2 separate regions of the Homo sapiens genome follow, and region 1 is linked to region 2. Evidence: read pairs that join two places in POLR2A ChIA-PET (ENCODE). Cell type or tissue: Panc1. All regions are shown on one strand. Links, peaks and the distances in the headings refer to the core of each region. The heading gives the core; the rest is flanking DNA.

Region 1 (15,381 bases), core at 4,303-12,302, 110 kb after region 2:
TGGCCCCAGGTCCACCCACCCACGCTCATCCTTTCAGATCGTGAGGAGCCTCACATACGTGTGGATACTCCAGCTCACACATCCAAGCTTCCTCCACACCCACACCCCTTACAACCCTGAAAACAGCTACCCCTTGGCCACTCCTAGTACCTAGCATGTGAACACAGGTAGTGAGGTCCACTCTTGGGAAGAGAGACCTAGAGAAAATGAAGATGCCCCGCAGGCACAGAAGAGGGCTTGCTGTAATTTGGACAGAAACTCTGGGGTCCTGGTACACGGAGCCTAGTCTTGGGTGGGTGTATGGACTCCCTTTGTAGAAAGGAACATGGCCCGAGGAGGTGCACAGCAGGAGCTTCTCCTGCTCTGGGCCCAGGGGATGGGGACAAGGAGAGATGACATCCTTAACTCCCTCCATCCCTCAGGAGTGCCCCTGGACATCGAGACTCCTGGAAATCTGGGTTGTGACAGGCCAAGTCCCTTCTTAATTCCTCTTTCCTGCTGTGGAGCCCCCTCATGTCCAATGATTGGCAGCAGGAAAGACCTCACTCTTCAGACAAGACCATAGTATCTGCCCTTGAAGCCTTTCTCTTTCAGCCCTCAACAATATCTCAATAAAAACAGCAATCCAACGTTGGACAGAAGCCTGCAGTAATGGGTGGTGGCGCAGAAGCCATCCTTTCAAGGGCACAGAGTGCCATTTCTCTCTCAAGGGATGGATAATTCCTGCCTTAATGCAACCTTCATCTGCCTAGTCACCAGCTGATGGGAAAGCAGCTCCAGCGAAAGATAAGGGCTCTTTGCCTGAAATGAAAAATTCATGAAGGAAGACTAGGAATGGGGCACGCAGAGAGCTGCCAAGTTGCTGTGCTCTGAGGACCTGACAAGAAGCTCAAAAAGCCAAATGGAAATTTTCTCTCCTCTCCAGCATCTCCCATCATGCCCTCTTCCATGTTTGGGGCTCTCTTCTCTGCTGTACCTGGTCACAGCTCTGCAGTCTCACCAATGCCCATATGCCAGGGGATCCAGGAAGAGGGGTACATCTGCCCACCCAGGCGAGCCACTTGACACCCACTCACATCCTCACAAAATGTTCGCTGTGGCTAGACAAGCTGGCATGGTTCTGACCACCTACCTGCCTAGACCAGACCTGGAGGAAATCCAAACTGGCTATTTATTTGTCCCTGGGAGACGCCTACAGATTACTTCCTGTTCCAATTTTCTGACCCACAGATCTGATCAAAATTCGTTAGGTTGATCATTGGTCACAACTCATAACTTGGGAAGGCAGCCCTGAATTTCTTGTCACAATGTTGGGCAGACAGTGGTATGGATGAAATGAAAGGGGAAAAAAACCTCTTGAACCATGAATTGGAGAATTTAACTCTCTCATAGGGATGGGCTTGAGAAGTACGACCGGCTACCCCATAATATACAGAATGGCACAGCAGTCGCAGGTGCCATTCCAGAGATGGTGGGTTCGAGGGCAGTAATTGATCCCCAGAAATTAGGTAGGAGGGCAGGCTGCCATCGCAGAGGAATCTGCCACCAAGGAAGTCCACCAGACTCTACTGTCAATGGGAAATGGGAAACTTGAGTCTCCTATTGCAGAGCCGCAGTTCCTTCTTCCTGCTGCAGGGTCCGTGGCCGAAGGAAAACCTCATTCCACTGTCCCCTGCCCAGGCCAGCTGTGGAACGCAGGTCCTCCATGAACTTGGGGGCCCCTCTTGGTCTCCCAGTGCATTGGCTCTTGGTTCCCAGGTCTTCCAGGCATTTATGCAGCCTTTTCCATTCAAAGCGGGAACTGGATTCAGACAGCAGTGTCTCATTGAAAAGCTTGTCCCTTCAACACCAGCCCCTAAGAACCACTCCAAGGCCTTTTTTTTTTTTTTTTTTTTTTTTGAGACAGAGTTTCGCTCTTGTTGCCCAGGCTGGAGTGCAATGGCGCGATCTCAGCTCACTGCAACGTCCATCTCCTAGGTACAAGCAATTCTCCTGTCTCAGCCTCCCAAGTAGCTCAGATTACAGGCACCCACAACCATGCCCGGCTAATTTTTTTGTATTTAGTAGAGACAGGGTTTCACCATATTAGTCAGGCTGCTCGTGAACTCCTGATCTCAGGTGATCCACCCACCTCGGCCTCCTAAAGTGCTGGGATTACAGGCATGCACCACCTCGCCCGGCCAGCCTTTTTAAAAAAAAACACTAACTCCTCCCAAAACAAAGAGTTTTTTCGCTCATTTTCTCCATACTAGAGCTTTACCATGAAGAACACAGATATAAAAACCTAAGGACTTATCTGCCCTCTGCCCCATCCCAGCACAAACAGGAAACTCATGCTACAACAAAAAGACAAAACATAGGTCACATTCTCAATGGGCCACCGTGATATACACAGAAGCCTAGCACTTAAGACTAAAGCCCCAAGTCCAGGTGTAATCTGTTTCTTCTTTTATGTGTAGGAAGTTGTTTGAAGCTTTTTCCTCCAGATTTTAAGTGATTTGTGTTCACTGTGGAACACTTGAAACGTATAAGAATAAAGACAAAGGGGGGAAGTGTCCATCATCTCACTACCCAGAAGCAAACTATTAATATTTTTTAAATATTTCTTTCCTAGTTTTGTCCTGTGCCTTTTTAAGTTTCATTTGAAATCAAGACTGTATATGCAATGTGGATCGAGAGTATTTTATACAGCCATTAAAAAAAAATAATGAAATCATGTCCTTTGCAGCAACAGGAATGCAGCTAGAGGCCATTATCCTAAATGAATTAATGAAGAAATAGAAAATCAAATACCACATGTTCTCAGTTATAAGTAGAGCTAAACAATGGGTACTCATGGACATAATGATGGAAACAGACACTGGGGACTCCAAAAATGGGGAGGGAGGGAAGGAGGGAGGGAAGGATTGAAAAACTACCTACTGGGGGCCGGGCATGGTGGCTCACGCCTTGTAATCCCAGCACTTTGGGAGGCCAAGGCAGGTGGATCACCTGAGGTCAGGAGTTTGAGACCAGCCTGGCCAACATGGTGAAACCCCATCTCTACTAAAAATACAAAAATTAGCCAGGCGTGGTGGCATGTGCCTGTAATCCCAGCTACTCGGGAGGCTGAGGCACGAGAATTGCTTGAACCCGGGAGGTAGATGTTGCAGTGAGCTGAGATCACACCATTGCACTCCAGCCTAAGCAACAAGAGCAAAATTCCATCTCGGAAAAAAAAAGAAAAAGAAAAACTACCTACTGGGTACAATGTTCACTATTTGGGTGATGGGTTCAATAGAAGCTCAAACTCCAGCATTATACAATATAACTCATGTAATAAACCCGCACATATACCTCCTGAATCTAAACAATTCAAAACAGATCTGTATTTTTTTTTTCTGAGACAAGGTCTCACTTTATCACCCAGACTGGAGTGCAGTGGCACAATCTCAGCTCGCTGCAGCCTCAACTTCCCAAGTTCAAGCCATCCTCCCACCTCAGCCTCTCCAGTAGCTGGGACTACAGGTGTGCACCACCACACCTGGCTAATTTTTGTATTTTTCTGTAGAAACGGGGTTTTGCCATGTTGCCCAGGCTGGTCTTGAACTCCTGGGCTTAAGCAGTCTGCCTGCCTCAGCCTCCCAAAGTGCTAGGATTACAGATGTGAGCTACGGTGCCTGGCCCAAAAAAGATAATTTCAAAAAGAGTATTTTCCCAGGGCAAACATATTAATAGCTGCCTAACTATTCATAATATGCCTGTGCCATAGTTTGCATGATCAGGAGGCTGAAGCTACACCAGTCAGAAGTGACTGAGCTTGCAGTGAGGGAACAGTAGGCCAGGCTTCAAGGAACTGGAGCAGGCAGAGCAATAAGGTTTAAGCTCACGGCTACCACCAAAGCCTGAGGTTATTTCAAAAATAGGAATGCTGGAAGATACAGCACACAGATGGAAAGAAATCTTTTGAACCTGAAGGCTGAAAGGAAAGCTGGCTAGGGTCCTGAGGCTATGCTGATATCCAGGAAAAAGCAGAGTGTGTGAAGAAGGGTGTTAAAGGCCCCAAGTTTGCTGTTTGTCAGGAATATAAAGGTTGTTCGGGCATTCGGGCAGAATGTACCCTACAGGTAAGACTGGAGGAAGTTATGGAATTGATTTTCGTTTGTTTTTGTGTGGGGGGGTGGGTTTTTGTTTTGTTTTTTGTTTTTGTTTTTTGAGACAGGGTCTCACTGTGTCGCCCAGCCTGTAGTGCAGTGGTGTGATCTTGGCTCACGGTAGCCTTGATCTCCCGGGCTCAAGAAGGGAGTATTAACTCCACTTCAGCCTCCTGAGTAGCTGGGAGTAGAGGCACACAACACCACACCTAAGTTTTGTAATTTTTGTAGAGACAGGGTTTCACCACGTTGCCCAGGCTTGTCTTGAACTCCTGGGCTCAAGCGATTCACCTGCCTCGGCCTCCCAAAGTACTAGGATTACAGGCGTGAGCCACCGCACCCAGTTGGAATTGATTTTTTAAAAATACATTTAGGAAGGCCAGGGGTTGGGGAGTGGTTCTAAGACTAGCAATAAAAGAATAGGAGCAGTTTCAGAAGCTGTTCGATTATCACATGAGCATGAGAATGTCAAAGAAGAGACGCTAAAGCCGGCCTGTCTCACCTTATTGATTTCCGGTGCTTACTGAATGCATTACTTTTATTGGAGAATAACTTCCTTTTCATTTTCTTTTATCTTGCTCATTTGAGTATGTCAGGTCTGTTTAATCAGTCACAATTGCTGCTGCTTTTTTTTTTTTTTTTTTCAGACAGAGTCTCACTCTGTCACCCAGTCTGGAATGCAGTGGCATGATCTCAGCTCACTGCAACCTCCACCTCCTGGGTTCAGGTGACTCTCGTGCCTCAGCCATCCAAGTAGCTAGGACTACAGGCGCACGCCACCATGCCCGGCTAATTTTTGTATTTTTAGTAGAGATGGGGTTTTACCATGTTGGCCAGGCTGGTCTTGAACTGCTGGCCTCAAGTGATCCCCCTGCCTCAGCCTCCTAAAGTGTTGGGATTACAGGTGTGAGCCACTACGCCCGGCCAAAAATTGCTGCTTCTTGATAGAGTATGGAATTCCTTTCTTTTGAGGTCAGGTTTATTTTTTCTTATTACATATGAAAAATTTGCTCATAACCAAAACTCCTAGAATATAGAAAAGCATGAAGTATAAGGAAGTAAATAAAAATCACCAGTAATCTGACTACCAAAAGATAACCACTGCTGACATATTAATATAAGTCCTGCCAGACTCTTTTCCTATATATGCGTTCTCAACTAATCTCTGCCTCTCTCTCTCTCTCTCACACATGCACACACACACAGACACACACACACACATCACATCACACATATAAACACAAAGAGAAAGGGGAGTATTCATACTATACATACAGTTTTTTTATTGTTGTAAAACATAAATAACAAAATTTACCATTTTAAGCATGTTTAGGTGTACAGTCCTATAGCACTAAGTACATTCACATTGTTATACATCTATCACCACGATTCACTTCCAGAACTTTTTCATCTTCTCCAACTGAAACTCTGTACCCATCAAGTCAGTGGTCCCCAACATTTTTGGCACCAGACTGGTTTCATGGAAGACAATTTTTCCACGGACAGGGTGGGTAGCGGGGATGTTTTCAGCATGAAACTGTTCCACCTCTGAAACCACCTTCTGCTGTGCAGCTGTGCAGCTGTGCAGCCTGGTTCTTAACAGGCCACGGACAGGTGCCAGTCCATGGCCCAGGGGTTGAGGACCCCTGCATTAAATAAGAACCCCCATTACCCCTCCCCCAAGCCCCTGACAACCACCATTCTGCTTTTTGTCCCTGCATAATTTGGTGACTTTAGGTATCTCATCTGAGTAGAATCATACAGTATTTGCCCTCTTGTGTCTGGCTTATTTAGCATAATGCCTTTAAGCTTCATCCATGTTATAGCATGTGTCAGAATTTCCTTTCTTTGTATGTATTTATATATAACATTGTGTCCTTTTTTTTTTTTTTTTTTTACACGGAGTCTCATTCTGTTGCCCAGGCTGGAGTGCAGTGGTGCGATCTCTGCTCACTGCAACCTCTGCCTCCCGGGTTTAAGCGATTCTCCTGCCTCAGCCTCCTGAGTAGCTGGGACTACAGACATGTGCTACCACGCCCGGCTAATTTTTTGTATTTTTTGTATTTTTAGTAGAGACGGGGTTTCACCGTGTTAGCCAGGATGGTCTCGATCTCCTGACCTTGTGATCCGCCCACCTCGGCCTCCCAAAGTGCTGGGATTACAGGAGTGAGCTATCGCGCCCGGCCAACATTGTGTTCTTATATTTATCTGTTGATGGACACTTGGTACAAATAGTTCTTTAGGCTGCTTTTTCCACTTAATATATTCTAGACATCATTTCATGTCAACAAAGTAAAATTAAATTATTATTTTTAATGACTATTTGGTATATTGCTCAACAGATATTTTATAAGTTATTTAACTAGATTGCTAACAATGAACACTTGATTATTTACAGTTTTTTTGCTTAATAGACTTTTCAGTGATGAACAATCTTTCCAATTTGTATTGAGAAACATATCACACAGGAGAGCATATAATGTATATGTTAAGCTTCAAGAATGCTAACAAAATGAACAGTCTGTATCCTACTCCCAGCTGAAGAAATAGAGTATTCTCAGAACCTCAGAAGCACCTGCAGGCCCTGCCCCATCTCATTGCCCTCTCATCCCCCGAGAGGGATCACTATTCTGATTTTTGTGTTAACCATTCCCATGCTTTTCTCTGTAATTTTATCATATGAGTATGTACATTCCTCCCCAAAAATATACAGCCTAAATGTAAGTCTACTGGATAAAAGAAAAAACATGGGTGCTATGGGCATCTTGGATCCTGGCCTTCCTTTCCAGACTCAATGCATCCAGTTATTTCCAGCTCAGAGAGCCCCTCCTCCATCATTGGTGTGATTCTCCACCTCCTCCTTCAAGGAAATCCTCCTTCCTACTAGGTTGTTATCAGTTTAGAATACCCCTCCACCTCTGCCTCTACTCCCATCCACCCGTTATGGCAAACTCATTTAGAATCATTGTCCATAGCACATTTTCCAGAAATGTTAATTAAGGGTGTAGAATAACACCATATTAGGAGGCTTCAACAGAATTGTCCAGGGCAGACTTGGGCATCCCCAGTCTCACCACTTGGGAGGTCCTGACCTCTGGTGTATGATATGCCTCCTCTTCCTCCTGAGGGCCTCTTGTTTCTTTTCCTGACAGTCTGTAGCTTACTCTTGGGTAAAATTAATGCCAAACACTCCCTTCCTAAGAACAAACAATGATCTTAGACATTACATTGTTTTAATGCACATGAAGGAGGCATTTCACTAAATGCAGCATAATTGACTAATATCCCTTGTATTTCAAATGAATATAGGCTTTTCCACAATTTTCCAGAGAAGTTTTAGCTTCCCCACTTTGCCTCACCCTCCTTATGTCTATACAGACTCTAGCTTTGGTTATCTTCAAGCATGTGCTAACTCTTTCCTTCCAGAAGCCCCCCATGATATAGAAATAACAGCACTCTGCTTGCTTCTGTCCTAATGCAGGATCCCAGGGAAAAGGAAGACTTCCTTGGTAATTGCAGAGAATGGAATCTGAGGCTAGTATACTGGTATTATCTACCATTTACATAATACCTGCTATGTTCCTGGCACTTTACATACATTATCTGAAGAGTACATTTTATTACTTTTGCACATAAGGAAACTCGGGTTCAATCATGCATCCAAAGACATTAACGAGTGAATGATTGATTCAGAGTTTGGACCAGGTGTGTGCATCACTAAAATGTTTGTGTTTGTGACCATTCCTCTATATCCTCTCTTTGGAAAGAGAAAGCTATGCAATATTTAGGATTTTTTCCCTGAGTTTCCTAGATCTGCTGTAACAAAGTACCACAAACCTGGGGGCTTAAAACAACGGAAATTTGTTCTCTCACAGTTCTGGAGGCTAGAAGTTCAAAATCATGGTTCCTTCTGAGGGGTATGAAGGAGGATCCCTTTCTTGCCTCTCTCCTCTCTTCAGGTAGTTGCTGGCAATCCTTAGTGGTATTGGTTTGTAGATGCATCATTCCAGCATCTGCACTTGGCCCTCTTCCCTGTGTATCTCTCCGTATTCAAATCTCCTCCTCCTTTCTCTTATAAAGATACCAGTCTTTGGCCTTAGGGCCTACCTTAATCCAGTATGACCTCATCTTAACTTGATTACATCTGCAAAAGACCCTATTTCCAAATAAGGTCACATTCACAGATACCAGGGGTTAGGACTTGAACATATATTTTGGGGGGACACAATTCAACCCAATACCTTGGGCATCCTTGTCACCAAGGCATTCTCCTATCATATTTCCTTCCCAAGGCCTGGAGGAACATGGCTGCCTGCTCACACAAGTAAATAGGAGGTGCTGGAGGTCTTAAGCCACAGCAGGAGGGCTGGGCAGAAACCTGTGCTCAGCAAGATACCTTTTCAGTGAAGGGTACCTGTTGCGGCAGGCCAAGAGAGCCACGGGCCAGCCAAGAGGCCAAGTCAAGCTGTAGTGAAACAGTTCCCTTTGGTGTCTGCAGCTGAGTGCCTGATTGCACAGTGGCATGGCACAGCTGTGTTAGTCGTCCTTTCTCCAGATGCCATGAAGTCTGGAAAATGTGTCTGGATACTTGTGAGGTCACCATACTTAGGGAGTTTGGACTCTGAATAAACAAGCGGCAGAAAGTCTTGAGATTCACAGCTCTTTCTGCTCCAGATTCTATACAGTTGAGGAAGGAGATGTGAATTGATGGTGGGGCCCCATGTTGGGGTGATCAGACCCAACACCAGGCCATGGGGGCTACGAAGTCCAGTGGAGTTAAAGGAATGAGACAAGACAAGAGTGCATAAAGTGGGATCAGGGGGCCAATGCTAGTATGGAGGCTGCTAAGGCCCGGAGCTCTGGAAGCCCACACTATTTATTGGTGATCAAACAAAGAAGCAGGTGGTGAGGATGTGGGGGTTGAAAGAAAGCAGTGTATCAAGCACATGATCTACAACTGTGACAGTTTAGCATTTTCTTTGAAGCATATGGAACATGTTCTGCTACTTGAGATAATGGGAAACATGTTCTTCTAGTTTAAGTTACAATCGATCTAATAGCCTGGGAGTGCTAGAAGCAAGAAGCCAGCAAGTCTAGACACATTCCAGAGGCCACAAGGAGTTTTAAGCCCTGAGCCCTGGATTCTGTCCAAGCCACAAGGGGTTTTATGCCCTGGGCTTAGATTGTGGTGTGGCAGGGCAGGTTTCCACCCTTTGGCACAGAGCTTGGTGTTCCAAAGGCCATGAGGGGTTTTAGACCCTGGACCCCAGGCATGTTCCAAGACTGTTTTACATTATGTCAGCCATGCAAGCCCTGCCTCAGCCTTTTTCCCAATACTCAGCTTTTCTCGAACACCCCAGATGTCTTCTGTGAGACCTGGCTGGAGTTCTACAGCACCTCCTGCCTGCTACTATCCTAACACTCTGTGGAGCAAACTCTATTCACTTGTTCTCCATCTTTTCCTTCTGGGCTCTGAGAGTCCAAACCTTGAGGTAGGTACCATGACACATTGGGGTCTCCACTCACAGCCTGATGCCTGTAGATGATCAGCCACTGTGTAATGAATGAACTCATTCTTCAATAAACCAGTGAATGATCACATGAAAGAAACGGTCTAGTGGGACTCTCTGGCCACAAATACTGAATCACCTTCCTCTTCTTTACCATAGAAGAAGGGAGAATTTCTTTCTCAAAGACCAAACCCTAGACTTCATAGTCTTTTTCTGTTTTTCTCCCCTACAGGACTTCTACCCCTCAGGGTCTCCCACAGAGCATTCTGTGGGCAACTAACCATCTAATGTTATTTTTATAGGGCCCAAGGGAGAAATTCTTATACATACACACATGTGCGCGTGCACACACACACACACACACACACACAAACTCTGTGTGTGTGCATGTATAAATGATTTCAGTTATGTACTGCTACATAACAAACCACCCCTAATGTAAGTAGCACAAAACAACCATTTTATTTTGCATACAGAGTCTTTGAGTCAGGAAATTAGACAGCAACTAGCAGGGGTGGCTAGCCTCTGCTCCCTGGTGTCTGAGACCTCAGCTGGAAAGACTTGAAAGCTGAGAATGACTCAACAATTGGGGGCTAGAGTCATCCGGAGGCGTCTTCACCCACATGTCTGGTGGTTTGGCTGGAACCTCAGCTGGGCTTTCAGCCCAAACACCTACACGTGGTCCCTCCATGTGTTCTCTCCACACGGGCTAGCTGGGCTTCATCAGACTAGCTGGTAACTGGGGTCCAAGGGAAGGTGTCCCGAGAAAGCAAAGCACAAGTGCATGGCATTTTTATGACCTGGCCTCAGAAGTCACAGAGCACCATATGGCATCATATGATATTGGTCAAGGTTACAGAGTTTTCCCAGGTTCAAGGCATGAGGAAGTGGGCAAGCTTCCTCTTTTTTTTTTTTTTTTTTTTTTTTTTTTTGTCAAGAGGGAGTCTCTCTCTGTTGCCCAGGCTGGAGTGCAGTGACTAGATCTTAGCTCACTGCAACCTCCACCTCCCGGGTTCAAGTGATTCTCCTGCCTCAGCCTCCTGAGTAGCTGGGACTACAGGCGCATGCCACCACACCCTGCTAATTTTTGTATTTTTAGTAGAAATGGGGTTTCACCATATTGGCCAGGCTGGTCTTGAACTCCTGACCTTGTGATCCACTCACCTCAGCCTCCCAAAGGCAAGCTTCTAGAACAGCACATGGACAGAAGATATTGGTATGTCACTTGGAAAACAGTCTGGCAAGCTCTTTTTTTCTTTTCTTTTCTTTTCTTTTTTTTTTTTTTTTTTAAAGAGATAGGATCTCTCTCTGTTGCCCAGGCTGGAGCACAGTGGCACAATCATAGCTCACTGCAGCCTCAAACTCCTGGGCTCACAAGCAATCCTCCTGTCTCAGTCTCTAGAGCAACTGGAACTATAGGCATGCACAACCACGCCTGGCTAATTAAGTAAATTTTTTTAAAGATGAGGTCTCACTATTTTTCCAAGGCTGGCCTCAAACTCCTGGCCTCAAATGATTCTCCCACTTCAGCCTTCCAAGTAACTGGGATTACAGGCATAATCTTTTTCTTTAAGTTGTAAAATTCACACACAAGACAGTAAATATAATTTAGTAGTTTAGAACTCTCCAATTGTGTTTCTCTGACCCTCGATCGAAAGTAACCACCCTTGTGAGTTTTGTGTTACTCATGTTCTTGCTTTCTTTATAATTTTGCCACTCCAGGTTTTTTCCTAAATAATATATTGTTTAGTTTTGCCTGCTTGCAAACTTTGTAAAAATGGAATCACACAGAAGCATTCTCCTGTCATCTTGTTCATTTACTCTTTTTTTTTTTTTTTTTTTTTTTGAGATGGAATCTTGCTCTGTCACCCAGGCTGGAGTGCAGTGGCATGATCTCAGCTTACTGCAACCTCTGCCTCCCAGGTTCAAGTGATTCTCCTGCCTCAGCCTCCCAAGTAGCTGGGATTACAGGTGCGTACCACCATGCATGGCTAATTTTTGTATTTTTAGTAGAGACAGGGTTTCACCATGTTGGCCAGGTTAGTCTTGAACTCCTGGCCTCAAGTGATCCACCTGCCTCGACCTCCCAAAGTGCTGGGATTATAGGCATGAGCCACCATGCCCTGCTATTTACTCTTGTATCATGAAGAAAGGGTAGGCTTGGTTGTGTTGTGGTAACAAACATCACCAAAATCTCAGTGGCTTATAACTCCAGTTATTTCTCACTTATACTATACAGATGTTGTGGATTGGCTGTAACTCTGCTCTGGGATCCAGGCTGAAGGAGCAGGCTCTATCTGGAACATTACTAGTCTCCAGGCAGAAGAAAAAGAGACAATGGTGAGCCATGTGATTTTTCTTCAAACTCCTCCTCAGAAGTGACATGTGTTCATTCTGCTCCCATTCTATTGGCCAAAGCAAGTCACATGGCTAAGCCTAAGTTCAGTGGGTTACAAATATAATCCCTATGTAGAAAGCGACCTGGAAGGAACACTCCTAGAGGGGCAACAGATATTTTGAAATAGTATCACAAGCTACCGTAGTATCCCTCCTTGTCACAATTATTTGCATCCCTAATACAAGCATCAGACATTAAGTCCAAGATCTCATGGTAGTTCCTACATTGGGTCTGGATGTGGTTTCCTCTTGGTCTGGAGATGCGGAACTAAGAAGTCTAGTTATCAGCCCTCCACATACCCCATGGGCCAAAGAAGAACAGGGATGGGGTAATCTCAATAAACACTCAGCAGATCTGGGGGAAGGCCTGAGGTTCTGCATTTCTAACATTATTTAGAAAGGAAAGAATGAGAGACATGATATTGGTCAAGGTTACACAGTGTTTACAGGTTCAAGGCATGAGGGAGTGGGCAAGCCTCTAGAATAGCATGTGGACAGCAGATATGGGTAATCATTGATCTATGGACATCTTGAAATTCCACTGGGCTGACATCATAAGGGGCCCCCTATCCTGGGGATAGGGAATATTTCTAGATTAGGTCTTAGTCCTGCCCCTGGAGGAAGGGGGTTCCTCATGCCATTCTCTTTCATGGCCTTTGGCTCTGCCGTCCGGAAGGGCCTTCCTTTTCTATTTTCCTCCTAATGAAGGCGTGTGCCTTCCTGAAGTGTGCCCCCCGCTTGCTCTCTGTGGTAGACTGCATTATTAAATACTCATTGCTCCTCTCCATGGGTCTGTTTTGCTGAACCCTAATTAACCTCAGTAGGGAAGGCACCAGGTTCAAGAGGTCAAAGAAGAGACCCAAAGGTAGCAAATAAGACATGGGGTTTTGGCCGGGCACGGTGGCTCACACCTGTGATCCCAGCACTTTGGGAGGCCAAGGCGAGTGGATCACCTGAGGTCAGGAGTTCAAGACCAGCCTGGCCAACATGGTGAAACCCCATCTCTACTAAAAATATAAAAAATTAGCTGGGCATGGTGTCAAGCGCCTATAATCCCAGCTACTTGGGAGGCTGAGGCAGGAGAACCGCTTGAACCCGGGAGGTGGAGGTTGCAGTGAGCCAAGATTGTGCCTTTGCATTCCAGCCTGGGCAACAAGAGCAAAACCCCGTCTCAAAAGAAAAAAAAAGACATAGGGTTTTATTTGGGGCTTACATACAGGGGAGAGTCTCCAGCAGTGGCAGACTGGACAGGAAAAACGCAACCACTTGCAAACAGCATGCAGTTTATACAGTATTTTCACTTAAAACCCTCCCCTTAACAACCTTCACCTGGTAACCTGCATTTAACCTAAAACAAATGGCCTCCATCCCTTATACGGCCCACATTCCACCAGACAGGAAGGGAGTGGGGTGGAGCTCACATGTTCCTCATAGACAGGAAGGAATCTCTGGGTTGGCCACTCCCAGATTCCCTAGCTCAGAGCACACACTCAGGTGCGTCTGCCATACAGGGTCATTCTAAGGGTATGCTTAAGTTATTGCTATTGGGTATGTTTATCCTACAGGGTCCCTCAATACTGGACGATTATAATGCTCACTCCCTGATGACAAACTTGGTCATATGACTTTTTTGGCCAATGGAAGTGGTGCATGCCACTTTCGGGTAGAAGCTTTATTGTAGGGTGACCAACCTCAGTTACCTGAAGACGAAGACTATTCTGGTTTTAACACTAAAGTGTTGTGTCCCAGGAAACCCCCAGTCCTGGGCAAACTGGGATAGCTGGTCACCCAAGCTGTAAGAGTCATGTCACACTTTTATTTTTTTCCTTTTTGAGGAGAACAAAAATGTCTCCGTTAGAAACCTCCTATGAGCCTTGGTCACAGAATGAGGAGGAAGATAGCTGACCTCGATGGATATGTAATGCAAATAAGAAACAAATGTTTGGGCCAGGTGCAGTGGCTCATGCCTGTAATCCCAGAACTCTGGGAGACCGAGGCAGGTGCATCACTTGAGGTCAGGATTTTGAGACCAGCCTGACCAACATGGCGAAACCCTGTCTCTACTAAAAATACAAAAATTAGCCAGGCATGGTGGTGGGGGCCTGTAGTCCCAGCTACTCGGGAGTCTGAGGCACAAGAATCACTTGAACCCAGGAGGCAGAAGTTGCAGTTAGCTGAGATTGTGCCACTGCTCTCCAGCCTGGGTGACAGAGCAAGACTCGGTCTCAAAAGAGGAAAGGAGGGGAAGGAGAAGGGGAAGGGGAAGGATGAGCAGGAGGGGGAGGGGAAGGGGAAGGATGAGCAGGAGGGGGAGAGGAAGGGGAAGGGGAGGGAAGAAAAGGAGAGGGGAGGGGAGGGAAGGGAAAGTTAAGTTTGGGGTTTATTTAGCCACTGAGTTGAGAAGGTCATTTGTTACTGCAGGATAACTTAGCCTAAGCTGACTGAGGCAGCTCTACATGATATCTTTGGTATTCACCCATTCATCCATTTCTTATTGATGTCTGACAAGTTCTGCCTCTTCTTGCCCTCAATATGGTTATGCCAAGCTTCTCCTTGGAACTTCAGTACTTTTGTGAGTAGAGCTGCCAAGTAAAATACAAAATGCTCAGCTAAATTTGAAATTCAGATAAACAATACATAATTTTAGAAACTTTTCCTAAATTTAAATTGATCATATTAATAAAATTTAATTTTTAACTAGTAAGTTTGCTAAACCTGTTTTCACTACTTAAAATAATTTTATAAGTATAGCCCACACAATATTTGAGACATACTTATACTAAAAAAGTATTTGCTCTTTATCTGAAATTCAAATTTAACTAGGCATTCTGTATTTTCATTTGCTAAATCTAGCAAGCCTAGTTGTGAGGAAAGCACTTTTTGAGGGGCCTGGGACAAAGAATATACTCAGAAAATTCCCACTTCTACAGAGAGCAGCATTGTGGAGCAATGCTAAACTTAATCTATCATCAGATTTATGGGGAGCTTTAAAAAAGGGACCTAGGTGTGAGCTCAGACCTGATTAGCTAGAAACTTGTGTGGAATATCTGGGGAATCTGTAGTTTTTGAGACAGTCTTGCTCTGTTGCCCAGGCTGGAGTGCAGTGGTACGATCTTGGCTCACTGCAACTTCCGCCTCCTAGGTTCAAGCGATTCTCCTGCCTCAGCCTCCCAAGTAGCTAGGATTACAGGTGCCCACGACCATGCCTGGTAATTTTTTTGTATTTTTAGTAGAGACAGAATGTCACAATGTTGGCCAGGCTGGTCTCGAACTCCTGACCTCAGGTGATCCACCCTCCTCGGCCTCCCAAAGTGCTGGGATTACAGGGAATCTGTAGTTTT
Region 2 (17,380 bases), core at 4,779-12,778:
GGCACCCAAATTTATTTGATCTTAGTTTTATGTGACATGAGAACCTTCAGAAAGAAGGCCTAAGGATATAGGAAAACTGTCCATTTTTATGCTTAGGTTCCGCATGGTATGGACAGTCATTCAGAAACGTGATTGGTCAAAAGGGTACGATGTAGCGCTAATAGACTGAGCAGGGAAACCCAGCAAGCCCTCTCTGTGTAAATTCTTCTTAGCGCCTCTGTGCAGCATTCCTTCCTTCTGGGTATGGGGCAAGACCCCCTCTGGAATAGAGGTCTTATGATCTACAAGATAGGTCAGATAAGATAGATCAATTTCTGCTGGGCATGGTGGCTCACACCTCTAATCCCATCACTTTGGGAGGATGAGGCAGGCGGATCACCTGAGGTCAGGAGTTTGAGACCAGCCTAACCAACATGGAGAAACCTTGTCTCTACTAAAAATACAAAAAATTAGCCAGGCATGATGGTGCATGCCTGTAATCCCAGCTACTCGGCAGGCTGAGGCAAGAGAATCACTTGAACCATCTGAAAAAAAAAAAAAAAAAAGGCCGGGCGCAGTGGCTCACGCCTGTAATCCCAGCACTTTGGGAGGCCGAGGCGGGCAGATCACAAGGTCAGGAGTTCGAGACCAGCCTGGCCAATATGATGAAACCCCATCTCTACTAAAAATACAAAAAATTAACCAGGCATGGTGGTGGGCGTCTATAGTCCCAGCTACTCAGGAGGCTGAGGCAGGAGAATCACTTGAACCCAAGAAACAGAGGTTGCAGTGAGCCGAGATCACACCGTTGCACTCTAGCCTAGGCAACAGAGAGAGACTCCATCTCAAAAAAAAAAAAAAAAAAAAAAAAGGTCAATTTCTTTACAGCCAGTTCTTACACAGACAGAAAGGCTGGGGTGGTGGAGGAGTTAGTAATATTTTGGGTTTTATGGCTGGCATTGGGGAAAAGGGGTCCGGTTTTCATGACCTCCCTTGGGAAGAGGGATTCTAGTTTCTATGGCTAGCCTCTAGAGAAAATGAGAGTCTAGAAACAGGAGATTAGAAGGTCAGAGAGAGCTGCCTCTGAGGCCTTCTTCTTGGGCTATTGTTTTATGACCCCCAACAGAGGCATCACAGAAAAGCGAATACCCAGTAACCCAATGACATTCTCTAATCATTACTGTTTAAGGAATGGGACATGTTTGAGAAATGCACCATTAGGCAATTTCATCATTGTGAGAACATCATAGAGTGCCCTTACACAAACCTCGATGGCATAGCCTACCACACACCTAGGCTATAGGTATAGCCTATTACTCCTAGGCTATAAACTTTACTGTATGTTACTGCACTGACTACTGTAGGCAACTGTAACACAATGGTGAATATTTGCATATCTAAACATGTCTAACTGTAGAAAATATGTTACACTATGACATTACCAAGGCTAGGTGTCACTAGGCGATAGAAATTTTTCAGCTCAGCCAGGCCTATGGCCTCACACCTGTAATCCCAGCACTCTGGGAGGCCAAGATGAGAGGATCACTTGAGGCCAGGAGTTTAATACCAGCTTGGGCAACATAGTGAGACCCCTGTCTCTACAAAAAAATTTAAAAAATTAGCCCAGTATGATGGCATGCACCTATAGTCCCAGTTACTCAGAGGCTGAGGCAGAAGGATTGGTTAAGCCTAGGAGGTCCAGGCTGCAGTGGGCCATGAATCAGGCCACTGCACTGCAACCTGGGCAAGAGTGAGACCCTGTCTCAAAAAAAGAAAAAAAAAAATTGGCTCCATTTTATTCTCATGGGGCCACCATTTTACGTGTGGTCTGTCATTGACTGAAACATCCCTACCCATCACATGACTGTATATCCTTCTTCATGGGGGTGAGGGAAGTGGGATATATAGGCCAACATACAAATGGTTATGAAAGAAAAAAAGAAGATGAGACTTCAGAAGAATAGGTAATAGACTGTCTGGATGAAATGTCAACTTTAATCTCTCCTAGGTTTGAGTCCTCATGTTAATCTTCCTGATAGATACAAATTTCTAGGGAGGGTTTTCATGACAATTGGCTTCCTTCTGGAGAATCTACCTTTACTCAGATAAGGGAAATTCAGGAAAAGCCCCTCTGTGTATCCATTGTTTTCCCAGAAGCCTTCAGTTTGAAGCAATCAGCATACCAATGTGGCATTTTGGGGGGTGATATCTCCTGGGTTCATTCAAAATATTAGCAACATGCTTGGCAGCTTAACTCCCTCATTGCAATACTCAAGAAGGTACTGCGGATCTTATTCCTTACCTGGAACAAAATCTTCTTAGTCAATGAGCAATTTCATAGGGTGGTGCAAAATATTACTTTTTATTTTTCCCATAAGGGTAGGCTTGCATAGAGATCCAGGCATCCCTTTTTCTCTCTGGTATTCCTCCCTTTCCCTTTTTTGTCCTCTCTGCCCTCCCTGCAAGCCTGGTGCCACCCTGACAGCTGCCACGTGTGGTCCTGGAACCTTGTTCCTGGTTCCATCCTAGAGGAGTGGGCAGAGATGGGGACTCACCTACTCTAGGGGGCTTGGGTCTTTCAGATTCACCAAGGTGAGAATCTGCAGGCAGACAAACCTTTTTTCTTTTTCCTTTTTTTTTTTTTTTTTTTTTTTTTGAGATGGAGTCTCTCTCTGTTGCCAGGCTGGCACGATCCCGGCTCACTGCAACCTCTGACTCCCTGGTTCAAGTGATTCTCCTGCCTCAGCCTCCCGAGTAGCTAGGATTACAGGTATATGCCACCACGTCCAGCTAATTTTTTTTATTTTTTAGTAGAGCCGGGGTTTCACCATGTTGGCCAGGATGGTCTCGATCTCCTGACCTCGTGATCCGCCCGCCTCAGCCCCCGAAAGTACTGGGATTACAGGCGTGAGCCACAGCGCCAGGCCAAACCTTTTTTCATGACCTCTCCTAACCTGACTTTGCCTCATTATCATGCTAAAAATTTCTTTTCTACTAGGGTGGGAGGGGAAAGAACAAAAGTAGGGTGTCCTACACCAGACAGATCCCTCTAATTATTTACAAGCCTCAGTTGATTCATACTTGCAAAATGGCTCTGGAAAATTTCAAATGGTTTATTAAATTTTCCATCCTCATACTGAGCATGTCCTACCTGGCAAGCCTGTGTTGGATGCCAACGGAACATGAAGGTGACCAGGAGAAGCTCTAAGTCCCATGGGGAAACAAGCTCATCCAGGACTAACAAAGCACAAGTGCCCAGTGCCCATCTCAACAAAACCACAGTGGCTCTCAGAGACAGGTCAGACTGCTTGAATCACACACAGCACACTCTGAATGTCTCTCCGTAAGGCCTTCTGGCTGCAGGTTTAATGCCTTTCAGCTGCCAGGGATGTCAGCCGAACTCTCAAAACCCCATGCCAGAGAAAACTCTATTTTCTCCATGAAGAAGCACGTGGATGCCCACTTGCTGCCTGAACTCCCTGAAGGATGTGTTTGGAAGGGAGGATCGGGAGGGTCTCCCAACACCCTCCCCCTTCTGAGTTAGCACCGAACCTTGGTTCCTGCATTCCTGGGGTGACAGTCCCCTGCTTGCTTTCCAGTACCTCCCAGAGAACTCCTGCACAATTGCTGTCCTGAACTTCCCCGGGGGGACCCATAGCCTTCTTCTTACCCTCTGCAAGTATTATGACCATTTTCCCCTATGCTGCGACTGGGGCTCAAAAGATGCTCCTCCAAATTGGAGGCCTCAAGGGCAGCCTCAGAAGCAAAAGTTTCGATCTCATCTTCTCCTGCCTCTTGTTTCTGGCCCCCAAGGCTAGCCACAGAAACTAGAGTCTCTCTTCCCTAAAGCAGGTCTTAGAAACCAAACCCCTTTTCCCCAAAGCCAGCCATCAAACCCCAAAATATTACTCTAACTTCCTCCCTTTTTCTGTGTAAAACATGGCTGTAAAGAAATCATCTGACCAGGCCAGGTGCAGTGGCTCATGCCTATAATCCCAGCACTTAGTCAGGAGGAGGCAGGTGGATGGCTTGAGCCCAGCGGTTCCAGATGAGCCTAGGCAACATGGTGAAACCTCCTCTCTACAGAAAACTTAAAAATTAGCCAGGTGCAGTGGTGCATGCTCTGTGGTCCCAGCCACTGGGTATGCTGGGGCGGAAGGATCACCTGGGTCTGGGAGGTCAAAGCTGCAGTGAGCCAGGATCACACCACTGCACTACAGGCTGGGCAACAGAATGACCCTGTCTTAAAAAAAAAAAGAAAAGAAATTATCTAACCTACTTTGTTTGATAGTAGGTCACAAGATCCCCGTTCCAGAGAGGGTCTTGCCCCATACCCAGAAGGAAGGAATGCTGCGTAGAGAGGCCAAGAAGAAAATATACAGACAGGACTTGCTGCATTTCCCCACTCAACCTATTAGCATTAGAGTTTTGTCCAATCATAGTTCTGCACAACCACTCATACTTTTCTGAACCTAAGCATAAAAATAGACAGCTTCCCCTGTATCTTTGGGGTCTTGATTCTGAAGGTTCCTCTGTCACATAAAATTGTGATCAAATAAGTTTGTATGCTTTTTGGCCTGTTAGTCTGCCTTTTGTCAGTGATTCTCAGTGGACCTTCAGATGGCAAAGAGAATGTTTTTCTCTTGGCCCCTGCACCACTGGGAAAGGCTGCAGGCTGCATTGCCTCTACAAGGCTGCCATCTGCAGCTGCTTCAAGTGGGCTGTGACCTACGTTGGGGCACTCCATTCTCGGGGTACCGGACCGGACCTACATCCAGAACACTGATGTCTCTCCTTGCCATCCCCCACAGGACAGGCCCATGCTGAAGATGCCCTGGGCCATGTCCCCCTGGTACCACATTTGGGGGCCGACGTCCCAGTGTCAGAGGCATTTGAACCAGAGCAACTCCATCTTGAATAGGAGCTGGGTAAAATGAGACTGAAACCTACTGGGCTGCATTCCAGACAGTTACACATCCTAAGTTGCAGGGTGAGATAGGAGATTGGTACAAGATACAGGTCATAAAGATCTTGCTGATAAAACAGGTTGCAGTAAAGAAACCGGCCAAAATCCCCCAAAACCAAGATAGCCACAAGAGTGACCTCTGGTCGTCCTCATGGCTACACTCCCGCCAGCGCCACGACACTTTACAAATGCCATGGCAACGTCAGGAAGTTACCCTATATGGTCTAAAAAGGGGATGCATGAATAGTCCACCCCTTGTTTAGCATATATAATCAAGAAATAACCACAAAAATGGGCAACCAGTAGCCCTCAGGGCTGCTCTGCCTCTGGAATAGCCATTCTTTATTCCTTCACTCCTTTATAAACTTGCTTTCAGTCTACAGACATGCCTGAATTCTTTCTTGGGTTAGATCCAAGAACCCTCTCTTGAAGTTTGGATCAGGACCTCTTTCTGGTAACACTTGGGTTGAGTGTGGACCCCAGCCAACACAAAGCTCTCTCCTCTCCCCACCTGCCACCAACAGGCCCCTCTATTTTTGCTCTTCCGGCAAAGTTTCTCCCAGCAGAGGCTGGGCTACAGCCTGCTCCTCTCCCGGCTTCATCATGTAGCAGGATGAGCTGCAGACAAGAATCCCTCAGACACTGAGGTGTAGAAGGAAAGGGCTTTATTCAGCTGGGAGCACTGGCAGACTCATGTCTCCAAAAACCGAGCTCCCCAAGTGAGCAATTCCTGTCCCGTTTAAGGGCTTACAACTCTAAGGAGGTCCCCGTGAAAGGGTCATGATTGATTGAGCAAGCAGGGGATCCGTGACTGGGGGCTGCATGCACCGGTAATCAGAATGGAACAGAACAGGACAGGGATTTTCATGATGCCTTTCCATACAATGTCTGAAATCTACAGATAACACAAGCAGTTAGGTCAGGGGTTGATTTTTCTTTTTTTTTTTTTTTTTTTTTTTTGGGATGGAGTTTTGCTCTTGTGCCCAGGCTGGAGTGCAGTGGCGCAATCTCGGCTCACCACAACCTCCGCCTCCCGGATTCAAGCGATTCTCCTGCCTCAGCCTCCTGAGTAGCTGGGATTACGGGCATATGCCACCACACCTGGCCAATTTTTTGCATTTTTAGTAGAGACGGGATATCTCCATATTGGTCAGGCTGGTCTTCAACTCCCAACCTCAGGTGATCCGCCCACCTCAGCCTCCCAAAGTGCTGGGATTATAGGCGTGAGCCACCACGCCCAGCCAAGTCAGGGGTTGATTTTTAACTACCAGGCCCAGGGCGCAGTGCTGGGCTATCTGCCTGTAGATTCCATTTCTGCCTTTTAGTTTTTACTTCTTCTTTCTTTGGAGGCAGAAATTGGGCATAAGACAATATGAGGGGTGGTCTCCTCCCTTAATCCTCCTCACCTTCATCAAATCTTTTTATTGTGAGCATTGAGGCAGCCCAGCTCCTCCACGGCCGGCAACACTGGGCATACGCCCTCCCCACTGCCAAAGAGGAAGAGGAAGATCAGCTCCACAGACGCTGCTGCCAAGGAAGAGCCCAGGAGGAGGTTGGCACGGTTGTCAACTAACCTGCTCTTGCAAAAGTGGAAACAAAGCTGAAACAGGCAGCAGAGAAGGATAAATCTTCGGACAAAAAAGTGCAAACAAAAAGGGAAAGGGGGGCAAAGGGAAAACAGGCTAAGTGGCTAACTAGGAAACTAAAGAAGATTTACCTGCAGAAAACGGAGAAACTAAAATCAGCCTCTGATGAAGCTGGAGAGAAGGAAGCCAAGTCTGATTAAATCACATACCATGTTTTATCAGTGGTCCCCATCTCCCTTTTTGTACAATCGAGTATATATTTTCATCAACTATTTTGTAAATGCAAGTTTACAAAATAATAGTGTTTTTTTTTTTTTTTTTTTTTTTTGAGACAGGGTCTGGCTCTGATGCCCAGGCTGGAGTGCAGTGGTGCCATTTCAGCTCACTGCACTCTGCCTCCCAGGCTCAAGCCATCCTCCCACCTAAGCCTCCTGAGTAGCTGGGACCACAGGTGCATGCCACCATGCTTGGCTCCTTTTTTGCATTTTTTGTAGAGACAGGGTCTCACTTTGTTGCCCAGGCTGGTCTCGAACTCCTGAGCTCAAGAGATATGCCTGCCTTGGTGTCTCAAAGTGCTGGAATTACAGGTGTGAGCCACGATGGCCGGCCTAGAAACATTTTTAAGAAGGAGGGAATCACATCTAATCTCATTTTTTAAGTGTAAATGCTTATTTTAAAAAGGTGAAACCATTTGCTGCTTGTTTGTTTTTTGGTACAACCAGAAAATAGTGTGGGCTATTGAATTCTGGGAGGCTTTGACTGTCTTGGGTGTCAGCTTAACATTCCATAGATGGAGGGTTAGTGTTTATATCCTATAATAGAAAGCATACTAAATGGCAATATGGAGTCACAGTCCTGCATTTAATGTCCTGGGCATTTTAAATTACTTCTATTCCCATGTTGTTGTTAATTTTTTTTTTTTTTTTTTTTTTGATGGAGTCTCGCTCTGTCACCCAGGCTGGAGTGTAGTGGCGTGATCTCGGCTCACTGCAACCTCTGCCTCCCGGGTTCAAGCGATTCTCCTGCCTCAGCTTCCCAAGTAGCTGGGATTACAGGCATCTGCCATCATGCCCAGCTAATTTTTTGCATTTTTGTAGAGACAGGGTTTCACCATGTTGACCAGGCTGGTCTCGAACTTCTGACCTCAGGTGATCTGCCCTCCTTGGCCTCCCAAAGTGCTAGGATTATAGGCGTGAGACACCACGCCGGGCCTACTCATATTGATTTTTAGCAGAATTGTTTCCTAAAGAAATCCACTTGATCACGGCCGTCCCTGTGAGAATTGTGTGCACTCTGTAACATCCTTGGTCGTGGTAGTCTTGTTTTCCTAGTAACTTTGTTAACGTGCTGTGAAAGATTGAAAATTTGAGTATGTGGTGTATTTGCTGTTCAGTTGTGTATTGGTGGGATGTTTGTAACAGCTTATCCACATGTGAAAATACTGGTACTTGATAGCCTCTTAAGGAAAATTTACCTCCAAATTTTAAGCTGGAAAGTCACTGGAATAACTTTTAAAAAGAATTACAATACATGGCTTTTTAGATTTTCAGTACATATGATAAGAACTGTGTGCAAACTGAAATGTCTGTGTATTGAGCCTCAACACAACCAATAAAATCTCAATTATGGAAGAGTGTTTTGAAGCACATGGAAAAAAACAAACAAACAAATCTCCTTGTTGTGACCATTTCACACTTGGGAGGATGAGGCACAGAGACCCTGCCCATTGGCTGTTTGCTCAGGGATGGACCTGCTGGACGCCTTGCTTAGCGTCTGAGAGCAAAGAGAGTAAATCCGGGCTGGGGCACTGGCTCCTCTGAGGAGAAACCCCACTGGAGCTGTGAGCTTCGGGCAGCTCCTGGCTCCTGGCACTCCCCTCCAGCCCAGCCAGCAGGCCTGGACCCAGGAGTAAGCACTCACAAGCACGCAGCACCGGAAGCTGCTTGCAGCCTCCCAGGGGACCTTTCAGGCTGAGCTGCTTTTGAAGAGAGGAGAGCCTGAGGAAGAAGAGGTCATGGGGCTTTTTGTAGGGAAAAACATAACTACACATTTAACTACCAATGATGCTTCCCCATTAGCTCAGGCTGGCCAGCTCTCCCTGGCCCCCAGCCCTTGCGCCAATCCCCACTAGGCTGGTTGGCCCAGAGCACGGGCAGGGAGAGTTCCTTCCCAGTGTGGCAATGAGATCCAGACTTGGGATCTCACATTCTCAGGGAGGCCAGTCCTGAGGCCTTGGCAGGGACCACTGCAGCTGCCCATCTCCAGCAAGGCCATCAAAAGGCGGTGAGGCGTGGGAGCCGGCCCTCGGAGGGGCCACCACAGGACCTGCCAGGCTGCCATCAGGTCTTGGCAGGAAGAGAAAATGTTTTTGCTCTTATAGAGGGTGCAGAGAAAGGCAGCATGGCCGGGCAGGCCAACTCCTGCCAGTCTTCAGGGGGTGTGGAACAAAGCCCTTTTTTCTCCAGGTCCTCGGACCCTCTGCCAGGCCGGACCATTGGTTAGTTCCTTCCCAGTTCCCTTGGCACCAGGAGATGTGGCAGTCAGAGCTGCCCAGGGCTCATTGAGGAGAGGCCCTGAATGGGCACATCCAGGGGGCCCAGGCCAGCTGACGCTCCCTCGCAGTCAGAGCCTCCCCGCTTAGGAGAGGCACGGGCTGTGCATTCAAAGAGACCTGCATTCACCAGCTAGGCTTCATAAGCCGAACCTCAGAGTCCTCTCATTTAAAATAACGAGGATGGGGTATATTGTTAATAAAAAAGGCAAGGTGCAGAATGCATGTATAGCGTGCCACCAATCGAGGCAGGAGATGGAGAGACATAACATTTACACACATTTACTTGTGTATGCATAAAACAAAAAATGTCTCAGAAAAGATAAACAAAAAATGGGCTTTCGGGTTCCCTCCAGGAAGAAAAATTGGGTGGTGAGGAAGGAAAAGGGGAAGGAGGAAGACTTTTTAATAATTATTTTATTTATATATTTATTTTTATTTTTTTGGAGACAGAGTCTTACTCTGTTGCCCACTCTGTTGCCCAGGCTGGAGTGCAGTGGCACAATCTGGGCTCACTGCAACCACCACCTCCTAGGTTCAAGTGATTCTCATGCCTCAGCCTCTCAAGTAGCTGGGATTGCAGGCACCCACCACCACACCCAGCTAATTTTTGTATTTTTAGTAGAGATGAGGTTTCACCATTTTGTCCAGGCTGGTCTCAAACTCCTGGCCTCAAGTGATCTACCTGCCTCAGCCTCCCAAAGTGCTAAGATTACAGGCATGAGCCACCACACCAGGCCAGAGGAAGACTTTTTCAGAGTGTACCTTTTAGAGCTTTGAAATTTTGAATTTTTTTTTTTTTTTTTTTTTTTTTGTAAAAACAGGGTCTCACTATGTTGCCTAGGCTAGTCTTAAACTCCTGGCCTCAAACAATCCTCCCACATCAGCCTCCCTACTTGTTGGGATTACAGGTGGGAGTGTGAATTGTTTAAATTATATATATTTAAAATGAGATTTCAATGAAGAAAAACAAAGGTAACAGTGAGGACCTGCCTCAATTGCTTTGAGAATAAAATGAGCTAACATAGATGACAGCAGGGCACCCTGCATGCAGGCCCTCAGGAAGTGGTGTAGAGCCTTAGGGGTTACAGGTCCATATGGTTTGGATTTCTGTCCCCACCCAAATCTCATGTGGAATTGTAATTGCCAACGTTGGAGGTGGGGTCTGGTGAGAGGTGACTGATCATGGGAGCGGATTTCACCCTTGCTGGTCTCATGATAGTGAGTTCTCACGAGATTTAATGGTTTAAACATGTGTGGCACTTCCCCCTTCACTCTGTCTCTCTCCTGCCGCCATGAGAAGAAGGTGCTTTGCTTCCCCTTCGCCTTCTGTCATGACTGTAAGTTTCCTGAGTCCTCCCCAGCCATGTTTCCTATACAGCCTACGGACCCGTGAGCCAATTAAACCTCTTTTCTTTATAAATTACCCAGTTTCAGGTCTTTCTTTATAGCAGTGGGAGAACAGACTAATACACAGGCAGCGCATGCACTGGCTCATGCTGCTGAGCGAGGAAGGGTGCAGAGCAGGCACAGTGCATCCTGCAGTGCAGATGGGAACCTGAGGTCTAGAAGGAACCTGCCCAAGGTCACACAGATGGAAGTGATAAAGGATGCATCTTGAACATGAGTCCCATTCCCAGGGCTGAGAACATTTGTAGAAACTAGAAAAACTATTAGGATCTTTGGAGACCTGAGTGCCAGGTGAAAATCAGACTCTCCCAGGATAATGAGACTTTCAAGTCCAGCCTTCAGAAGAGCAAAGGATGCGGGTCTTGACTGATCAGGGCAGGGACTTTGGACTGGGGCCTGAGACAATGAGGCTGGATGTCAGAACCTAGCCTCCTGCTGGAGCAGATCAACCCCAAGAGGCCCATCTGCCAAGGGAACACATGTTCCTGGTCTGTGGTTTCTCCTCCCAGCCCCAAGCTTGGCATCTGCTGGAGATGAATCCCTTTTCAAAATGCACCCAGCCTCTTACCTCCCCAGCAGACTTCTCCTTCACTAACATTGCATGCCACCCTGTGCTAGGTATTCAGCCAGGCCATGGGAACACCAAGAGGTCTAAGGAATCCCTCAGAGCTTCTAGTTTAATCAGAAGATATGTCAGGCAGTTTTGGATAATAATCCCGAAAGACAAAACCCTGAATGTTGAAATCCTAAAAGATCAAAATCCATAAATTCTAAAATCCTGAAAATCACTATCACAGATCATGTTAGGTGGAACTATTACCTTGTTACTGTCTTTATTTGGAAATGAAGCACAGCTCAAGGAGATGCATATGGGTTCCGAGTTCACAAAGGGTGGATGTGTGAACCTAATTTAGTTCTGTGAAAATAGAAAATCACTTAATTGCAATGGCCAGGCAATAACCAGACTTTCAAATAAACAGCATATACTTAAAAAATTTGTAGGCCAGAACCACTTTCCAAATGCAATTGCAGCAAATGTTTTGAAGATGATAGAAGTGAAACTGCTGGCAAAAAAAAAAAAAATGCAAGAAATCTCCTCTACCGAATTATTGAATCATGTAGGACTTCTGCCCCTTCACACATCATGCCATGCTTGCTTTCAAAAAATGTGCTTCATCAGGGAGTAAAAAGAATCCAACAAGCTCAGCGACCTCTGAACCAAAGATGCTCGCTGATACTGAGGCTTCTCCAGCAAAACACATTAAATGGTGAGCTAGTTTTTGTTGTTGTTGTTGTTTGTTTGTTTGTTTTTGAGACAGGGTCTCACTCTTCACCTGTGCTGGAGTGCACTGGTATGATCATGGCTCACTGCAGCCTCAAATTCCCAGGCTCCAATGATCCTCCCACCTCATCCTCCTGAGTAGCCGGGACCACAGGTATGTGCCATCACACCTGGCTAATTTTTGTATTTTTTGTAGAGAAAGAATTTTTGCCATGTTGCCCAGGCTGGTCTCAAACCCCTGGGCTCAAACAATCCTCCTGCCTTGGCATCCCAAAGTGCTGGGATTACAGGCATGAGCCACTGCACTCAGCCAAACTATTCTTGATTAGGGGTTTGACTGTTGAAGAAGATAGAATTTTTATGTTTATCACTAACTCTAACATTAAAAAAAACTTGCACATACTTCACTTTGGCGAATAAATAGGACTTTCTTTTTTATTTTTATTTTTATTTTTTTATTTGAGGCAGAGTTTCGCCCTTGTTGCCCAGGCTGGAGTGCAGTGGCGCGATCTTGGCTCACCACAACCTCTGCCTCCCAGGTTCAAGCAATTCTCCTGCCTCAGCATCCCGAGTAGCAAGTAGCTGGGATTACAGGCATGCTCCACCATGCCTGGCTAATTTTGTATTTTTAGTAGAGACGGGGTTTCTCCATGTTGGTCAGGCTGGTTTTGAACTCTCGACCTCAGGTGATCCGCCTGCCTCAGCCTCCCAAAGTACTGGGATTACAGACGTGAGCCACTGTGCCCAGTCATAAATGGGACTTTCAAAACTGTCACTCATTTTTTTTTTAAATCAACTATATACAATTCATGCCCCTGTTGGGTCTGAAAACCCTAGAACTTATCCACTTGTTTATGTATTAATGACTGAAAAAAGTGATGCAATTTATAAAAGTTTATTTGAAGATTTGGTGAACTATGCAGAAGAAAATGGATTTCAATTGAATCCCCAAACCATAATGACAGATTTGGAATTAGGTGTGATCAAGGTTACTAAAAGTGAATTTCAAGGTGTTTCCAATAAAGTTTGTTTTTTTTCCATTCAGTCCAGTGCATTTGGTGGAAAACTCAGATGAGTGGACTGGCCAAGCAATATGGCAACAACAATAACTTCAGTTTAAGAAGGCATAATTTGTCTACATTGATGTTCCTTCCAGCTGATGACATTCCAAGAGTGTTTGATGAATTAAAGGCATATTTACCTGAAGAAGCTAACAAAGTTACTGAATCGTTGTAAAATAATTATGTGCCTGGTAGAATAATAAGACACCTATGCAACAATGTTGCTATTCAATCACTAGTATTGTTTCCACCAAATTTGGGGCCCCTTTACTGGGGCATGCAGAATGGATTTCTGCATACCCAAAACAACATACAAGGCCAGGCGCGGTGGCTTATGCCTATAATCCCAGCTCTTTGGGAGGCCGAGACGGGCAGATCACCTGAGCTCAAAAGTTTGAGACCAGCCTGGCCAACATGGCAAAATCTGTCCACACACACACACACACACACACACACACACACACCACAAAAATTATCCAGGCACGGTGGCATGTGCCTGTAGCCCCAGCTACTTGGGAGGCTGATGAAGGAGAATTGCTTGAGCCCAGGAAGTGGAGGTTGCAGTGAACCAAAATTGCACCATTGCACTCCAGCCTGGGTGACAGAGCAAGACTCTGTCTAAAAAAGAAACAAACAACAACAAACATAGAAGCATGGCACAAAAGACAGAAGATGGGAAATTTTAATAGGGAATGCTCATGTCAGCATATATCAAACCAGAAGAATTTCAAAAAGAGCAGTGCTACGTGGAAAATGAAGGTGGGGACAGAACCTGAATCCTGTCCCCTTTCTTTCCTCCCGAGACAACATGAGCTTCATCTCTCATTCCACCACCTTCTCCACCAACTACTGGTCGCTGAGCTCTGTCACCCAGGCACAGTGTCTGGCTCACGAGCAGCGTGGCCAGTGTCTATGCAGGTGCTGGGGGCTTATTCTCCTGGATCTTCATGTCCTGCTCCACCAGCTTCCAAGGAGGCTGGGAGTCCGGGGACCTGGCTGCAGGGATGGCCAAGGGTCTGGCGGGAATGGGGGGCATCCAGAGCAAAAAGGAAACATGCAAGGCCTGAATGACTGCCTGGTCTCCCACCTGGACAGAGCGAGGAGCCTGCAGACCAAGAATCAGAGGCTCAAGAGCAAAATCTGGAAACACCTGGCATAGAAGGGACCCCAGGTCAGAGACTAGGGGCATTACTTCAAGACCATCAAGAACCTAAGGGCTCAGATAATTCTGTGGACAATGCCTGCATCATTTTTCAGGCTGAAAATGCCCGTCTTGCTGCTGATGACTTTAGAGTCAAGTATGAGACACAGCTGGCCATGCGCCAGTCTGTGGAGAGTGACATCCATGAGATCTGCGAGGTCGTTGATGTCACTTGGCTGCAGCCAGAGACAGAGATCAAGGCTCTCAAGGAGGAGCTGCTCTTCATGGAGAAGAACCATGAAGAGGAAGTAAAAGACCTACAAGCCCAGATTGCCAGCTGTGGGTTAATCGTGGAGGTAGATGCCCCCAGATCTCGGTACATCAGCAAGATCAGGGCAGACATCCAGTCCCAGTATGACGAGCTGGCTCAGAAGAACCGAGAGGAGCTGGACAAGTACTGGTCCCAGCAGACTGAGGAGGGCACCACAGTGGTCACCACGCAGTCCGCTTAGATGTAAATGTCATCTTAGCAGTCCATGGAGCTGCTAAGATGATGCTCACGGAGCTGAGACATACACTTCAGTCCTTAGAGATTGACCTGGACTCAATATCTGAAGGCCAGCTTGGAGAACAGCCTGAGGGTGGTGGAGGTTCACTACACCATGCAGAGGGAGCAGCTCAATGGGGTCCTGCTGCACTTGGAGTCAGAGTCGGCACAGACCCAGACAGAGGGGCAGCACCAGACCCAAGAGTACGAGGCCCTGATGAACATCAAGGTCAAGCTGGAAGCTGAGTTCACCACCTACCACTGCCTGCTGGAAGACAGGGAGGACTTCATTCTCGGTGATGCCCTGTACAGCAGCAACTCCATACAAACCATCCAAAAGAGCACCATCGGCAGGCTGGTGGATGGCAAAGTGGGGTCTGAGACCAATGACACCAAAGTTCTGAGGCGTTGAGCCAGCAGAAGCAGGTAACTTTTGGGAAGCAGGAGGCCAATAAAAAGTTCAGAGGTCATTGGTCTGAAAAAAAAAAAAAAAAAAAGAAAGAAAGAAAGAAAATGAAGGTGAACATATTCTCCAAGGAGAGCCATGTCCTAAAAGAAAAAAAGCAGCTCTTCATTGTGATATAAGACTTCAAAATATGGTTAATGATTGTGAAAGTCAACCAATGCAATTGCCCGTAATCTGTCCCTACAACACACTTTCATATGTTGAATTTTCTTCTTTGTTTTGTTCATTTTTTCACTTTTTTCTTTTAAATTTTTTTACTTTTAAAGTTTTTAAAATTGGAACATAATAATTGTACATATTTATAGGGTACATAGTGATGCTGTGATACATACACTGTATAGTAATCAGATCAGGGTAATTAGCGTATCTATCATCTCAAACATTTATCATTTCTTTGTATTGAGAACATTCAGAGTTCTCCTTCCAGCTATTTGAAACTATATAATATATATTGTTGTTGGCTATAGTCATTCTACAGTGATATAGAGTACTAGAATTTATTCCTCCTATCTGGCTGTGATTTTGTATCATTTAACAAATCTCTCCCTATGGCTCCTTTCCCCTTACCCTTTCTAGCCTCTGTTTTACTTTTCTTTCTAGGAGACCAACTTTTTTTTTTAGCTTCCACATATGAGTGAGAATATGCAGTATCTAACTCTGTTTCTAGCTTACTTCATTTAACATGATGCCCTCCAGTTCCATCCAAATTGCCAACAAATGACAGGATTTCATTCTTTTTTATGGATGAGTTATATTCCACTATGTACATATACCACATTTTCTTTATCAACTAATCTGTTGTTGGACACCTAAGTTGATTCTATATCTGGGCTATTGTGAATAATACTGCAATAAGTGTGAGGGTGCAGGTGTCCCTTCTATATACCAATTTCCTTTCCTTTGGATAAATGTCCAGTAGTGAAATCACTGGATCATGATAGTTCCTTTTTTTTTTTTGAGACAGAGTCTTGCTCTGTCACCCAGTCTGGGGTGCAGTGACACAATCTCGGCTCACTGAAACCTCCACCTTCTGGGCTCAAGTGATCCTCCTGCCTCAATGTCCCAAGTAGCTGGGATTACAGACGCCTGCCACCACACCTAGCTACTTTTGGTATTTTGGGTAGAGACAGGGCTTCGTCATGTTGCCCAGCTGGTCTTGAACTCCTGCGCTCAGGGGATCCATCTATCTCAGCCTCCCTAAGTGCTGGAATTATAGTCATGAGCCACCATGCCAAGCCTTGTATAATAGGTCTATTTATAGTTTTTTGAGATACCTCCATGTTATTCTCCATAGTGGTTGTACTTGTTTACATTCCCACCCACAGTGTATAAGAATTCCCTTTTCTCAGTATTCTCACCAGCATTTGTTATCTTCGTCTTTTTGATCATAGTCTTCCTAACTGGGGTGAGATGATACCTTATCATGGTTTTGATTTGCATACACCTGATGATTAGTGGTGTTAAGCATTTTTTCATATATATATATATATATATATATAGTTTTGTTTTGTTTTGTTTTGTTTGTTTTTGAGACGGAGTTTTGCTCTTGTTGCCCAGGCTGGAGTGCAGTGGTGCGATCTCAGCTCACTGCAACCTCCGCCTCCCATGTTCAAGTGATTCTCCTGCTTCAGCCTCCCGAGTAGTTGGGATTTCAGGCATGTGCCACCATGCCCAGCTAATTTTGTATTTTTAGTAGAGATGGGGTTCCTCTGTTGGTCAGGCTGGTCTCGAACTCCCAACCTCAGGTGATTCACCCACCTTAGCCTCCCAAAGTGCTGGGATTACAGGCATGAGCCACCGCAGCTGGCTTTTTTTCATATATTTGTTGACCATTTGTATGTCTTCTTTTGAGAAAAGTCTGTTCAGATCATTTGCCCGTTTTTAGTTAGATTGTTTTTTTTGCTATTGAGATGTTTGAGTTCCTTGTATATACTGAATATTAATCCCCTGTCAGATGAAAGGTTTGCAAATATTTACTCCCATTCTTCTGCAGGATATCCTTTGCTGTGCAGATGCTTTTCCATTTGATATAAACCCATTTGTTTATTTTTACTTTTGTTGCCTGTGCTTTTGAAGTCTTCTTGTTCATAAAATCTTTTCCTTAAACAATATCCTAAAGCATTTCCCTTATATTTCCCTCTAGTTGTGTTAAAGTTTTGGGTCTTACCTTTAGGTCTTTGATCTATTTTGAGTTTATTTGTGTACGGGGCAAGAGAAGGGGATCTGGTTTTATTCTTCATATGGATATCCAGTTTTCCTAGCACCATTTATTCTCTTCTGTATACCAATTTCCTTTCCTTTGGATAAATGTCCAGTAGTGAAATCACTGGATCATATGACAGTTCCTTTTTTTTTTTTTTTTTTTTTTTTGAGACAGAGTCTTGCTCTGTC

What was found. ChIA-PET counts read pairs that join two places held together with the same protein. Peaks named below come from ENCODE experiments on the same cell type or tissue, not always from the same donor. Only the 100,000 strongest peaks of a DNase experiment are listed, where the experiment ranks them.
Region 1: POLR2A ChIA-PET joins it to region 2 with 9 read pairs; 3 of 35 experiments call an interaction of 5 or more read pairs at or near these places.

What each region holds. Positions count from the first base shown.
Region 1 is chr15:89,058,209-89,073,589 of GRCh38, forward strand. It overlaps CARMAL (coronary artery disease region linked MFGE8 regulatory lncRNA), which reads left to right. Exons shown (of 4, transcript NR_183882.1): 2 at 11,883-11,983. It also overlaps a transcript of ABHD2 not described here. Among named protein-coding and RNA genes, the nearest start is that of ABHD2, 23 kb to the right of the region's middle. RefSeq lists enhancers at 1,127-1,627, 10,025-10,074, 10,125-10,174. In Panc1, for the core only: no CTCF peak of the experiment used is centred there; no DNase peak of the experiment used is centred there.
Region 2 is chr15:88,946,119-88,963,498 of GRCh38, forward strand. It overlaps the pseudogene LOC124903572 and the pseudogene KRT18P47. Among named protein-coding and RNA genes, the nearest start is that of MFGE8, 41 kb to the left of the region's middle. RefSeq lists enhancers at 3,904-3,993, 4,004-4,063. In Panc1, for the core only: no CTCF peak of the experiment used is centred there; no DNase peak of the experiment used is centred there; H3K27ac peaks cover 2,584 bases.